2 separate regions of the Homo sapiens genome follow, and region 1 is linked to region 2. The links are chromatin contacts, found by POLR2A ChIA-PET in ENCODE. All regions are on one chromosome and are shown on one strand. The core of a region is the stretch at or near the end of the contact, and the rest is flanking DNA. Distances in the headings are between cores, read along the strand shown.

The links. ChIA-PET counts read pairs that join two places held with the same protein, here RNA polymerase II (POLR2A).
Region 1: POLR2A ChIA-PET joins it to region 2 with 11 read pairs in HEK293T. The contact joins the promoter of MSRB3-AS1 here to the enhancer-like site in region 2. POLR2A ChIA-PET finds 5 or more read pairs at or near these places in 2 of 52 experiments (AG04449 and HEK293T).

Annotation. Positions count from the first base shown.
Region 1 is chr12:65,640,328-65,647,990 of GRCh38, reverse strand. MSRB3-AS1 (MSRB3 antisense RNA 1) reads left to right here and starts at 5,619. Exons shown (of 4, transcript NR_120431.1): 1 at 5,619-5,952. It also overlaps the pseudogene PCNPP3.
Region 2 is chr12:65,508,311-65,515,673 of GRCh38, reverse strand. All of the region lies in intron 2 of MSRB3-AS1 (MSRB3 antisense RNA 1), which reads left to right. Among named protein-coding and RNA genes, the nearest start is that of LINC02454, 91 kb to the left of the region's middle. Within about 2 kb of position 4,978, at least 6 of the 41 ENCODE cell types and tissues checked have a DNase peak (open chromatin) inside an H3K27ac peak, as active enhancers do.

The DNA of each region.
Region 1 (7,663 bases), core at 4,370-6,869, 130 kb before region 2:
AACCAAAATTAAGGAAAGGGGACAGTCACAAAACACATTCTAGAGCTCCTCTTGCTTCCCCCATAGCTTCCCTATGCTTCCCTGAGGCAAAGAAAACCTCGTTGTCAAACAGGATTCCACTACTGGGCTGAGTTGTAGGTACAAATTTCAGTCCTTTATTTCTTACACATTGCAAACTTTGTTTTCTGTATTTCAGTTTTTACTTTTTAAAACTTTCTATACATCAATGAATTGCATCCTCCAGCTCCTTTTCTGATTTAAAGGTTGACTGGGGTTGTGCTGTGGTCTCACCTAGTGCTGTTTTCTGAGATACCCTTTGGGTTGGAGATTGTCCCAGCTTGCATTGTCCCATCAGTTGTCTTCCTGTACCATGCTGAGAGTAGTGCAATCTTTGGTGAGCGCCAGGCCTTGGACCCAGCTCCGCTGGAGCATCTCATGGCCATTTTCCTTTATCTTCTGCCGTGTCCTTCAGATGGTGCAAGGAAAGAGCAGAAACCCACCCTTCTCCCCTTGAGTCGAAAAATGACTTCTAGGCTGGTCAATAGCACAGGCTGCTGCACGACGGGATTGTAATGGCTTCTGCGAGCATGCGTGTTCCTGAAAGGGAGCCAGGAAAAGGCGCCTTAGAGATGTTCTAAAAGCAGAGCACCTCTATAAGATCAAGCTTCATCCCCAATTAAACGCTGACCGCAGTTGGTTAGCTCACTATGCTGTGCGGCTGCTGAAGAGATGAGCTTGGCCAGGTTAAAGGTCACATGACCTGAGTATGGCCCAGATGAACCAGGTATGCAACCACAGGCAAAACCTAAGTGCATAGAGGGAGGCTAGTGGACTGATTTTTTTTTTTCCTGAAATTGTCCATTTAATATTTTCAGACTGTGGTTGACCGTGGGTAACTAAAACTGCAGAAAGGCAACTACTATATATCTATGAATTCAATCATCATGGACATCTAAAATAAATGGTGTATTTCTCTATTTACTTATGGAAAAAGATTTCCAAGATCATAATCCTTTATTTTTCAAAAAAAGCAAAATGCATTATTTGTATATAATATAGTAGAGTACCATTTTGTTTTACTCATATATCCATGTAATAACATATATTGAATGCCACTTATTTCCCACATTTTATATATTTTTCTGAAACATATAAATACATAAAGTTATCCTGTTTATTTTGAAAGATATGTTTTATAAGAAGTTTATAAAAACAAAGGAGAAAGCTATAGAAATATTTCATCTATGTGAAATTTTAAACATATAATAAATGTATTTTCTGTTAAACACCAAGTAATAAACACCTTCTTTTCTACTGATGTTGTTCAATAAAGGTACTTGGGAGTTAAACTCTGTGTCTTTCTATAAATTGAAAATGTCTGTATTTTAAACTTTTAGTAAATATCATTTAGTGGAATATAAGATCCTCATTTTGAAATTGTTTTGTAGGTTTTTTTCTTTCTTTCTTTCTTTCTTTTTTTTATTATTGGACTGAATTAAGAAGTGGATACCAGGGAGGCCGTGGTGGGGAAAATGGCGGCCGAGAAGAGGGGAGAGAAGCAGCCTGAAAAGTCGCAGCGAGCTGGAGCTACCGGAGGACCTGAGGAAGAAGCAGAAAAACCTGTGAAAGCTAAAACTGTTTCTTCCAGTAATGGAGGGGAAAGTTCCAGTCGCAGCTCTGAGAAGCGATCAGTGAAGAAGCTGCAGACCTCCCAACAAAGCCTACAAAGATCTCCAACTTTGGATTTGCGTTAGGTAGACGACAAAGAAAGCGTCAGCCATATCCATCAAACTTGGATCAAGTAAGCCTAAAGAAACTGTTCCAACTCTTGGCTCCAAAAATTTTCAGTAGCAGCAGCTCTTAATGAAGATGAAGATGGATACACCAACATCAGCTGGACCGAACTCCTTCAATAAAGGAAAGCATGGGTTTTCTGATAACCAGAAACTATGGGGGCAAAATATAAAATCTCATCTTGGAAATGTCCATGACCAAGACAATTAAATGATGTTTTGAAATTGGGGTGTGGGATGGGTGTAAAGTTAAAAGGAACAGTTTCTCTTTTTAAAGAATGGTATAAGACTATCTTTGGAGCCGCTTTTTTTTTCTTTTTCATTTTTTTAAAAGATTGAGTGGTACACTAATAAATGAGAGTTTGAAATTAGAGGTAATTTATGTTTTGTCTACAGATTTCAAGACATTTGCTAATTTTGTAGTTTCATGTGATTAGTTTCCAAAGGTTACAGATAATAAATAAATCAGAAATGGTATCTTTTTAAGAATTGCATTTTTTTTTAGACACAACTATTAGCACATTAAGAGGGAAACAAAAAGTTATTGTTTGTTTAAAACTGCAAGCACTTACTCTCTTAACTCCCTTATTACCTAAACTTGTCTGGCTCCCAGGAACAGCCTTATAGAGAGGAGTATTGTATTGGGAGGAAAATGCTACTGAACTATTGACTGAAAGTAAATTTAGATAAAATTAAAATATAGCTTTTTTTCCTTATAGGCATTTGTTTTGTTTCAAATCATCATAAATTAGGTATTGCATTGCTGTCAGTGGATACAGACGCGTAGCTCTTAAAAGAATTTTTTAAAAATGTAAACTGTTGAATATTTGAAATAGCCCACTTCACCTTAATGGGTCTTGTCTATCTTCATTAGTCCTCAAAGAAAAACCATTTGCTACAAAAGTAAATCAGTATTTTCAATTTGCTTCTCTTGTTTTTTGTTTATTAGCTAGTTCCTGTAAGCATTTTCACCAGAACTTGACACAAATCATAAGGAGGCGGTTTTTTAAAATACAAGCCACCACCAAAAATTTAAATGTACATATTGCTTAAGTATTTGGCTGTTTTTATTTTTTACAAGGTATAAACACCAAAAAAAAATTTAACATTGTATGAAGATGGAAAACAAGAAGATGCACTTTCTGTAACTTTGTCTAAGGATTTAATATGAAATCCAATTTGAATTGAACTTAACTACTGGCTTTCTTACTAGTAAAATTATATGGTTTATTTTAAATGTATACATATTGACCAATGGCCTCTCAAAAAGCACATTTTAGATACTGAAATAGAAGGAAAGGAAATGCATCTTCAAACATTTTTTGGAATCTTACCACATATACCTTGTTAGATTTGTGTATTGTAGGGTGTTTGTTTTTGTATTTTTGTATTGTATATGAACTTTAAAAAAAAAGTAACAAGCACATCTTTAAAAGCATTGTCACAGACAAAAGAAACATACAGTATAAAAATTTCCTTGAAAACTCCTACAGTATTGTATTTGGAGGCAGCTTCAGACTGTTTTATTGGTGGTAACTGCTTGCTGAGCTCTTTTAATCGGTAATAACTCTAGAGAAGCAGCCTGTGTATATTCCTAACACTTTGTTCACTAGCATTTAAGTTTAGAATAGGCCCCTAGTAAAACAATGGAAATATATATAGAACTCTTAGTTCTTATATGATTTCATTATATCAAGATGCATGAATTTAACTTACTTTAATGAGGCAAACTATCCATTTTTGTCCATTTTCTTGTTAAAGCAACATAGCTCTCCTACATATTCTTTTCTTGACCCAAATGAAATATTAACCTAAGGTCAAGCTGGGAGAGAGAAACGACTGAGATGAATGTCTTTACCAAAATACCAATAAATTTGTCAAATTCAAACTCAAACTCAAAAAAAAAAAAAAAGGTGGATTCACATGGCAGGATCCAGGATCCAATCAGTTTGAGCTCTGGCATCACCCCATGGCAGGATCCAGTCAGGTCATGCTTCTGGCATCACCTCATTGCAAGATCCAGTCAGATCATGCCTCATTACCCTATGCTTATAAAACCTGACCCAGCCCTTTGCTCAGACAGACACTGCTTTGGGAACTATCTCTTGTGTTCTCCTTACTTGTTACAAGTAATAAAATTGTCTTGCAAAGAAAAAGAAAAAGAAAACTGTCTTCCTAGCCTGGATAAAATCTTTCTCTCTTCAAACTCTCTCCTCTGGCATGTGCTTAGGCTTTTAGGAATAAAACCCAGGAAGTCCTGTCTCAGACCTCCCATAAGACAAGGGAGCCCAGGGTCTTCTATCTGCTTGAATGCAGGCAGAGAAAATACAAAATATCTCAAAATGTTATCGTGTCACAAATGTTGTCTTGCTTTTGGACTCTTTAGTTCCTGGGTCTGGACCATGGTAAATCTGATTTCCACAACATGACATAGATGCAAAGTGCTTGTGGTAGTTTGAAATCCAGCTTACTATAATGTTGATTAAGAAACATGAGTCTCATCTCCACACAACTGTTAGAATGACTATTATCAAAAAGACGAATGATAATAAGTATTGGCAAGAGGTAGAGAAGGGGAACTCTTGCACACTTGTGGTAAGACTATTAATTAGTATGGCCATTATGAAAAACAGTATGAAGTTTCCTCAAAAAACTAAAAATAGAATTACCATATGATCCAGCAATCCCACTACTGGGTGTGTATCCAAATAAAATAAAATCAGTATGTCAAAGAGATATCTGCACTCCCATGTCCACTGCAGCATTATTCACAATAGCCAAGGCATGGAATCCATCTAAGTGCCCTTCAGTGGAAAAAATGGATAAAGTAAGTGTGGAATATATACACAATGGGACACTCTTCAGCCTTTAAAAAGAAGAAAATCCTGTTATTTGCACAACATGAGTAAACCTGGTGGACATTATGTTAAGTGAAATAGGCCAGGAACAGAAAGACAAATACTACATGATTTCACTTATATGTGAAAAAAGTTGATCTCATAGAAGTAAAGAGTAGAATGGTGGTTACCAGAGGCTGGATGGGGGCAGTTGGAATTGGGGAGATGTTCGTCAAAGGATATACAATTTCAGTTAGACAAGAGGAATAAGTTCAAGAGACCTATTGTACAACTTGGTGATAATAGTTAATAATAACGTATACTTGAAAATTGCTAAGACAGTAGATGTAAATGTAGTAGTAAAATGTTCTCACCATAAAAAATAAGTTTGTGAGGTCACGCATATGTTAATTAGCTTGATTTAGATATTACACAATGTATACATATTTTAAGACATCATGCTGTACACCATAATATATACAATTTTTATTTGTCAATTAAAACATTTTTTAAAAAACACATGAATCTCATGGTACATGGACTTGCATTAAAGATTGGGGTTCAAATTCTGCCCCTTACTACTTACCTAGCATGGTAAGTAACGATCTTGGTGTTTTGCCTTTTCTTTCCTTTGCCCCATCTCTCTACTGCTATTTAGTTGAGACCTCCATCATCTTTCACCAAGATCAACATAACAGTCTCCTAACTGGTCTCTCTGTCTCCAATCTTACCCTCTACAGTCTGTCATCAATCCTAATGATAAATGGAAATGTGGTCATCCAAAGTCCTCCATCAAAACCCTTCAGTGACTCCCCATTGGCCAGAGGGCAAAGTTGGAGCTTCAAAGCAATGATTCATAGTTAATTCAATGATCTTTGTAATCCTTTATGATCAGTTTCCTCTTTTCACTCAGTGGCAGATACTTGTAGTTGTCCTCAAATTTCATACTCTCATTTTTCTTTATTAATATAACCACACATTTTTAACTGAGCTCATTGATCATCATAACAGAGTCTATTGAAAGTCCTCAGCAGGCGGTGTGACGATGTGACCAGCTCTGGCCAAGGAGCTGTAGGCAGAAGTGTCTTGCAGCAGCTCCTGTAAATCTTAAAAGACAGCTGGTGCGTGTCTTTTTTCCTTTTTTTTTCCCTTCCCCCTTCCTGCTGCGCTGAATATGGATATGGTGAGTGAATCTAGAGCAGCCATTTGGAGGTATGAAGAGATCTTGGAAATAGAGGCCATGTGTGTTGAAACAAGACCGAACAACTCCAAGTTCCTGAAGACTTCATTTCACCAACCCAGAACCTCCTTGATCATCACAGGTGAACTTATTCCTAAAGCAAACACTCTCATTTTCCTTCCTTCTCTACTTTACAACCATGCTGAACTGCTTGTTATTCCTTGAACTGATCACACAGTTCCGTGCTTCTGTGCCTTACCTCTTGCTGCTCCTCCACCTTATGCTTTGTCTTTCTAGCAAATTCTTTCTTATTAAGATCTACCTTGATTGCGCCACCGCACTCCAGCCTGGGCGACAGACTGAGACTCCATCTCAAAAAAAAAAACAACAACAATCCTACCTCTAGGGTTTCCAGCTTTGAGAAGACTACTCACTCACAGCCAGGCAAATTTGGTGATTCTTTCCATTTTCCATCATTGTATCTAGTCCATCTGCCTAACCTAATACTGATCACATGCCTATGTTTTGTTTACCTATGTGTTCTACATAATAGATGGTGAACTTCTACAGGCCATGCTTATTTTTTTTTTCATCTCTACATTTCTATTGCCCAGAACAAAATTGGGTCCCAAAGAATAGGGTGGCACAAATGAACAATTGAATAAAATTCTCTGAGTTTCTATTATTTCCTCCTCTGTAAAATCGAGTCATAATAATTCCCATTCTAGAGATTTTTGAGAGTCACATGAGAAGAGAATGAGAAGGTTCTCTGTAAACGTAACACATTATCAAGAAAACCAAGGCATTGTGTGTTTATCCAAATTTCTGTTATCTGGTCAATAACCTTAGACAAATATGTTTTCTATAGAATCCAGAGTTACTGATCTGTTTTATATCTACACGAAATGGAAACAAAGGATGAATTGGAAACAGGACACACTTCTGATCTTAGGCATGTACAAATTAGTAATATAACCAAGAGTTCTTAAGGTCAATTTAATTTTTATTGCTAGGTACTTGAATATATTTGAGTGCAACTATTCTACAAACCCTTAGCTCCAGGTAACCTCTTCAGCCACTGGACAAACATAGCTCCATTTAATGTAGTTGTACTTAAAACAAAAGTGATATGTATCAAGCTGATTCCACTTGCCGAAATCACTTCTAGCTCGTAGAATAGGTGTAAGAGCCAAGGGCTCAAGACATTCACTTTTTCTTCAAGTCAGCTGCTTTAAGAGAACACAGGATGGTCAGAGCTGGAGCTAGAGAAGCGGCAGGGTGTGCTCTTGTTTCTGCTGTATTAACCTAAGCAGCCAGGGAACTCTGGACATCCTTTAGAGAAAGTGCGACCAATGGAGCAATAGGCCTGCTCAGAGCATGCTGACTTCTCTCTTGGGACTAATTCTCTCTTCTGTTCTACGCTCTACACCCTCATGAAGTCATCCACCAGAGCCATCATGTGCTTGCATCCTGCTGTGTTCCTTCAACCAACTGCTGACTCTAGATCCTTGCTTTAGTCCTTTAACACTTTCCAGCACCAAGATCTCATGCCTGGGAGTCTAAAAGCACCACCCCCGCTTTTTTCTTTTTTTTTTTTTAAATAGCAATCAATTTGCTCCCACCACTCCCAGGGAATCCAGTCTCATTTTTGCCTGCATTTTCCTGTCTGGGGGTGGTGATGGTGGTGAGAGGGTGGAGGATAGTTTTAATGTCACCTCTTACATTATGAATCAGTGACATAAGCTTTTAAAGCCAAAAGTATTCGTAAGATCTCCTTTTAAAACGATAGAGGATTTAACTACCTTCACTCTCCTATTTAAACTGATTTCAGAAGGAAATGTAGGGTTGAAAAT
Region 2 (7,363 bases), core at 3,729-6,228:
TGATTTCAGAAGAGAGAGAGTGCATATTCCCACTGGGCATATTATGAAGGATTCATGGAGGAGGTGGTGGCATTGGGGCTACCCTTTCAAAGGGAATTTGCCAGTGGGAATCATGGAGGAAAGTTTAAAGACCAGAGGAACAATTTTCAGGGAAGTAAGAAGGCCAGTTAGGAGACTTACAGTAGTGGATTTGAGGGCTGATAATGGAAGGGACAGTGATGGACAGCTGGAATGAGAAGGAAAACATATATTCCATGCACCTTACAAAGGCAGTTGAAAATAACATGAAAGTTGATTAGGCTGAAAAGAAGAGGGAAGAATCAAAGAAGACAGAAGCTTTGAAGTGAAGAACAGTGTTATGTTAGGGAGATGATTTGGGTTTTTTTTTCTGTGGAGGGAAGGGATGAGGAGAAGAAGTGGCTGGGGAAAATGAGGAGTCTACAATGCCAGCAAGATACCGAAATGGAAATGCCCACTTCTGCTACTCCAGAAACAGGATTGGAAATACAAGCTAGGGCTTTTGCTACCTGAAAATGTTCCTGAAGGTTAGAGGAAAAGACATGGTTAAGAGAGGAAGAGAAGAAGAATAGCGCTTCCCTAGGCTAGTTCAGGTGGGCACGGCCAGTCACTCAACTCCACAGACCACAGGCAGCTCTCAAGGCTGATCCTTTTGGCTCTCTACTCCCTGGGGCTCATGACTCACTTATTCTCTCTTAGCACATAGAAGGTGCTCAATATGGAATAAATTTCCGTGAGAAGTGACTATCATTCTGCAGCTGCAACTGACACTGGCGTCCCCTATATTCTGCTGTGGCTTCTACCATTGTCACTCCTGAAGCTGGGCAGCTCCTTGCTACTCCTGGAGACCCCAGCATTGCCCTTTGCACTCCTCGGAGGCTTCTCCTTCTATCATTGCTGCTTCTCACAGGGGGTATGGATTCTCTCTGAGCTGCCTCCCCCTGCCTGGGTGGGGGTGGAGATGCTAGCTGTTTAATTTAGACCCTAACTCTCTCTCATCTTTTGTGGTTTGTTACTTGTCCTAGTCCTCTATGCATTGGGCATGTGGGGGCAAGAAGGGGGCTCCACAAGTTAAGTTGAAGGAGAGAGGCCTAATGTCATGCTGGGCACACTGGGCACCTTGGTTCCTCCCCAGGTACATTAAAATGAGGCATGTGCATTAAATGTTTATGTTTGGGTGGGGAAGATTTATCCTTAGCAACCCCACACATTTCTCTTACTTACATAAAAATGAAAAAGAAAATGCTTTAGCAGGAAACTACCCCTCAGCGTCAAAAGATACTGGAGTGAATAAGACAAATTCATGGAATGTTTTACTTTAGGGAGTTGGTCTGGGCATTAAGATATTGCAGCCCCTGCCTCAGACATGGGTTAGCTCCTCAACAGACATGACTTGTTATAATGTAGTATCTGTCACAGTGTGACTTGATTTGCCCCTGGGAAAGTGACTGGACTGTCACATCACACCCTACAAGTTAAAACTGCTCATGTTTCTTGGTTCTGACCCAGGGCCAGTGAAGCCTTCCTTTTCAGCAACGTCAAGATGGGAGTTTGAGGGATCGCTCTGTCCTTTCTCATGAATTCCCATGTCAGTTTCCTCAGGGGACAAAGCAAAGGCTTTGTATGAGTTGCTGTTTAGGTTCTAGTCCCTAAGCATGTCCCGCTCCTCATTTTTTCTTCCTGTTGGACTGCTGTGCAAGCCGTCTACTGTGAGCCTTATCAGATGATGCATCTCTGTTTTTAGTTCTGCAGAACAACTTGTCCTCCTCTCCAACAGCATCTGAGCATTCAAATCAGGGGGGCAAAAACGTATCTTTCCCATTTTTGTTTTGAGACATCAGGGACTTGCGTTCTTTAGTGAATTCTCCTGCATCTTGCATGACCAAGTCCTCACTGGTAAGCTCCACTTTCTGTTTTTCCTCAGGCCTCACAACTCCTGCTCCCTCTCCTGTAGTCAAAGGTTAATATCCAGTTCTCTGGGAAAGAAAAATGCCATCTTTCCCTGCTCACCACTCTGTGTTAAGTTTCTGAGCAGAGTTGGGCCAGATCCCATCCACAATAAGGGGAGATGGAGGAACCCTGTAATAGTTTGCTGGAATTGCCATAACAAAGTACAACCAACCAAGTGACCCAAACAACCGAAATTTATTTCACACAGTTCTGGAAGCTGGAAATCTGAGTTCAAGATGTTGGCAAGGTTGGTTCCTTCCGAAGGGAAGGATCTGTTCCAGGACTGTTTTTGGCTTATGGATGGACATCTTCTCTCTTCACACTCTCTTCCCTCTGTCTATGCCTCTGTGTCCAAATTCCTACTCCTCATAAGGACACTAGTCACACTGGATTAGAACCCACCCTAATGAGCCCTAAGCCCTTACTTTAACTTAATTACCTTTTTAAAGGCAATTACAAATACAGCCACAATGTGAGATACTAGGGGTTAAGATCTCAGCAGATGAATTTTTTGTAAGGGGATGGGAAGGGGTACAATCCATGCATAACAGATCCACACTAGACTCTTGAGGCTGGATCTGGGGCCAGGCTGAGTGAGCCCTGCTTTAGCAATGACCCCATCTCCGAAGCCTACAGTTCATGCCCCTACTGCTCTCCTGCTGCCACAGCAACTTCTTGCACCCACTTGCCTGTCCAGGAGTTGCCTTCCCACTGGGGAAAAGCTCATGACGCTTGTGCCTCTTTCAACTCTGAAAGGTGGATTATGTCTCAAATCCCTGGGATAATTACCGCTCCTTTACAGTCATTGGAGGAAGAAGTAAAAAAGGTGAGAAAAAGCCCATGAAAGGGCATGATGTCACATCTCTTCTGGGCTGTTCTTTCTTTTTTACTTACTCATTGGACTACACTGAAGACAGGGGGTGACAGCATGTGGCTTGTGCCTTTTGCCTGAGTTCAAATCCCCTTCTTAATGAAGCCGTCCCTGTCTATCTCCCACCCACACTCCCACCCTGGCAGAAAAATCCACTTTCTCCTCTGGATTCTTGCATTCCTTATACATGCATTTACTTGAACACTGACCATATCACTATGATGATTTATGTATCTGTCTATCAGTGTACACCTTGTCCGTGAGAAGAACAATCTCTGTGTCCCTGGCATCAAGCACCCATGACACATTTATCCAATGTTGAATGACTAAGAGTGAACAATGGTCCGTGTATCTAAGAAGGTGTTAGTACTAATACAGTACAGCCGTGGTAGAAAGCCCAGTCACTATGTGTGTAACTTCGGGTCCTCCAAGAAGCAGACACCAAGACAGGGATTTAGACACATAAGAGGTTTACTGAGGGAAGTGTATGTGGGAGAGAAAAGGTTGAAAGGAAGATGAGCAGAATACACAGGGAGAGGGAGGGGAGGACAGAAGGGGAACAAGGTAGGAGAAAGTCGCAGGCTGTAGCACAATTCCCAGGAGCTGCTGCCAGGCTGATGGGAAGTCTTTGAGCTAAAGTCGTTGCTGGAGGAGTCCTAGCTCTCAATGAATGAGCTTGTGTTGGCATCCATACCACGCTCCATCAATGGCCTGGAGCAGCCCACAGGAAGCATGGCCTTGGGTCAAGCAGAGTAACATGGTGAGAATGTGGATGTGAACTTAGAGTTTGGCATCTGGGGTAATCAGCCAGCTACTCTCCATCACTCTCCCTGAAGCAAGGGGTCTGAGTGTTACCAATTCATGGCAGCCACAGTACAGAATACTAATAATAGCAATAATTAATAATAATAATTAGCACTTACCAATATGATGCTACGTGTTTTCTATGTATGATCTCATCACCGCTCACAACAACACTAAGAGGTAACCCATTTGACAAATAAGGAAATGCAAGCATAAGGGTTTCTCCCTCCAGAGCTCTCTCCACTGAGCTGGCCAGAACCCAGTTGGCATCCATGTCACTCAGCTATCTGATGCCAGGAATAAACAGGGGATGGCAAATGCCTACTGTCAGCCTCAGCCTGCCGCCAGCAGCAACTCAGTGGCTCTGCTAGCCTCTGGACTCACACCACCCTTCCATGGCTCAGCGTAGGCCTGAGCCTGTGCCTACATCCTTGCGCACATTTTGTGCGGTCCTCAGAAATGTGCCTTCTGAGGTCCGCCGATAGGGAGAGTGTGCGCTGCTGCCTGCGCTAACAGGATTGAGCTTTATATGACAGGAAGACTAATATGGGCCCTGAGCCATGTGCTGCTGGAGAGGAGTGTGGATGCTCTTTGTTAAGCTCCTGGGGTCTGGAAGGAAGCAGCTATGCTCTTGTTTAATTCCATATGAGCAGCTTTTTTATTTTTACAAATAGTCCTCTTGCTGTTAGGGAGTGAGTGAGCGACATAAATCATCATCATGTATTTGGCAGCCAGGATTTCTTGGGCATGGTCCTCATTAAAGTCTTTAGTTGCAGGGTTCCTGGAGAACTTCCTTTGATATCTAAAAACATCAAACTGAAAAGGCCGTGGTTATGAGGAGGAGGAGGAGGAGGAGGAGGAGGAGGAAAGGGGGTGGAGAAGAGGGGGCGGAAGCTCACGAGGACCCCAGAATTGCTATTGGGAAACAGCAAGGCAAAACTAGGACTATTATTCACAGTTACAAAAAAAAAAAAAAATCAGGAGCAGGAGCAGCAGGAGCTATAAAACCACCCTGCTGAACAGAATCCAATATGCCGAGACAAAGAGAGAAAGCGGCACAGGCCAGGCGGGAAGGGTGGGTTCTTTAGGTGATTCACAAAAAAGGGAAAGTTCTCTGAGCCTTTCCCTCCCCAGACCTCAGCCCAGCAGGCCCTGGCCGTCAATGAACTAACCTTTTCCTAAGGCCTTGTCTCCCTGCTGGGCGGGAATCCAATCCCCGGGCAAAGGTCACTGAAAATACCATCACGCTGTTGGCAGTGGCTGTTCATTCACAAAATGAGCCCCTTTGTGATAAAAGCGGGGAGAGCAGACCCGAGGCTTGTGTGCATTCCAAGCCGATGGAGGAGAGCTGCCAACGCGCTCGTCAGTGGGAGCACATGCGGCTCACTTTACACGATTGATGTGGCCCTGCAGAACCATGTACATCGAATTCCTATAAATCAAATCGCATTTTAAATGCACCAGGGGAGCCGGCCATTTAAAGGAACCCTGCAGTGAATCCTTTTGAAAAGTGAAAAATCACTGCTGAATTGATCTATTTTGCCACGAAGTAACAAATATTTACTGAGTGCTTATAATGTACCATGCAAAGTACTAGGCGCGGTGAGCGTTTCTTAAAATGGAGTGTCCCTGAGCCAGGGAAGAGCCCTTGGAGAGGGTTGTTTTGGGTTTTGGTTAAACCAGGATGAGCTAAGTACAGAAGCAGGAGGAGAGACTCCAGCTGGAGCCATATCCTCATGTCACGGCTAAAGGATCCACCAGTTGGTCTCCCTCTGGATAACCAGGCGATATTTCTCATTCATGATGACAAGCAATGCTTAGTGTCTTTTTAAGATCCGAAGGAGGTTATGGCCAGAGGCCCAGGGAAAAGGCCAGGCCCTCCTACCAGGGCATACAACCTGAGTCAGTGTCTGAATCAATATCCACCAGTACTGGCAATCAACTCTTTCTGTGGTTCTTTCTAGGAAACTCACTGCCAAGCTTATTCTTTCTGGGCTCCTATATATTGTTTGGTATACATAGAAAGAGATTTGCATATAACTTGAGTTAATCATATCTGCAAGACATATATAAGTTGTAGCCTCTAACATTTGGGAAATGCATCGTGCTTGAAAACACCTTCAAAAGAGACCCTAAGATAATTGAGGCTGTGGAAAAACAAAACCAAACAAAAGCATTTTCCTGGAATGAACCTGGGCAGACTCAGGTATGAGACTGCCAGCATTGGAATCCCAGATCTATCATGTTATTATATGACCTCAAGTAAGTTATTTATCAGCTTCATATTTTAGTTTGCTTACCTGTAAGATGGGGATAAATAATAGAACCTACCTCAGAAAATATTTGTAAGGATTAAATCAAAAGTGATTTTACGTCTAAAGGCTTAGTACATGCTCAATAAATGTTCATTATCATGACTTTGTAGTTCATTTAAAAAGTAAAACCCTAGGCATACGCTGCATAGTTTTAGAAGTCTGACTGTTTGGTAGGAGCTGGTTGTCAATTGGATGAAGCATCATAAAGGAGGGACAATACGTGCACTAAAATGTTGCCATTGTTTGACTTTATATGTCTCCAAAGGAAAATGAACTCTGTGCAATCCAAGCAGTGTTTTTGCAGACACTATTTAGAGAAGCATCTTTGGCATTTAGAATGGAAAAGGGATCTTTTAAAAAGATCACCTGGTCTAAACTCTTAACTTCATAATGAGGAAAAACAAAACAAAACAAAAAAACCAGAAGTAAGAGATTTAGCCAGGGTATACATCTTGGCTAAAATAATAATAATAATAATGTCTATGACCTTCCAATCCAGGATGCTTCCTGGTTTTAAAAAGGGTTTTCTCCAAAGCTAGAATAAGATGCAATGTGCTTCATCAGATCACCTTTCTTTCCTTTGGTAAGTATCTAGGTTATGAGTAGAAACTGTCAACAATCCCTCTAGATACAATCGGTGGGCAGGGCAGGAAATAATATACTGTCTCCAGGAAGAGAGAGAAAATAGATAGGTAACAGGTTTCGTGATAGGGTTCTTGTTTTTAGGGGTGAAAGTTTGTTTCAAAGTTCTAAGGAGAACTTTGATGTTAACAGTCCTCATCTGACAAAATCGGTAAAGAATACAATGAGATGTTGGTGTTCCGCTGACACAGTGTTGGTGTTTCCCACACATGGAGGAAACTTGTCGCTGGACAAACGTAGATAACATTCAAGGCACCACCCCACCCAGCCAGGAATCAGAGCAGGACAACCGGCAACAGCACACCAGTTCTACTCACATGGACCATTACAGAGGGGGGATTGTTACTACTCAACCTGAACCTCTTACCATGAGCAGAGAAGATTTAGTGGCAATAAATCCACATTGGCCAAGCAATTGTGGATTTATCATGAACAGAAAGAATTTTTTTTTTTTTTTTTTTTACCTATAGCAACTCTGTAGGCTGCACATGCTCCCCAGATGCCGTCTTCTTAAATGTTCTTTATTAAAACAGAATGTACTGAGATAATGTCTCTTGGAAACCTCTCAGGCAAAGCACAGATCGCAGGGAATTCCCAGAGACCTTCCCTTGCATCTGGATTGAATCCACGATGCCTTGAGGAATCTCCCTTCCTCTCCAGGTCTTCTAAAACATGTCATCCCCAGCACTGAAGCAGAGACTTGAGCTCATTTATAACCAATGACAAGGTCATCTCTGGGCTGGGGCTCCCACCCGCATTTTCT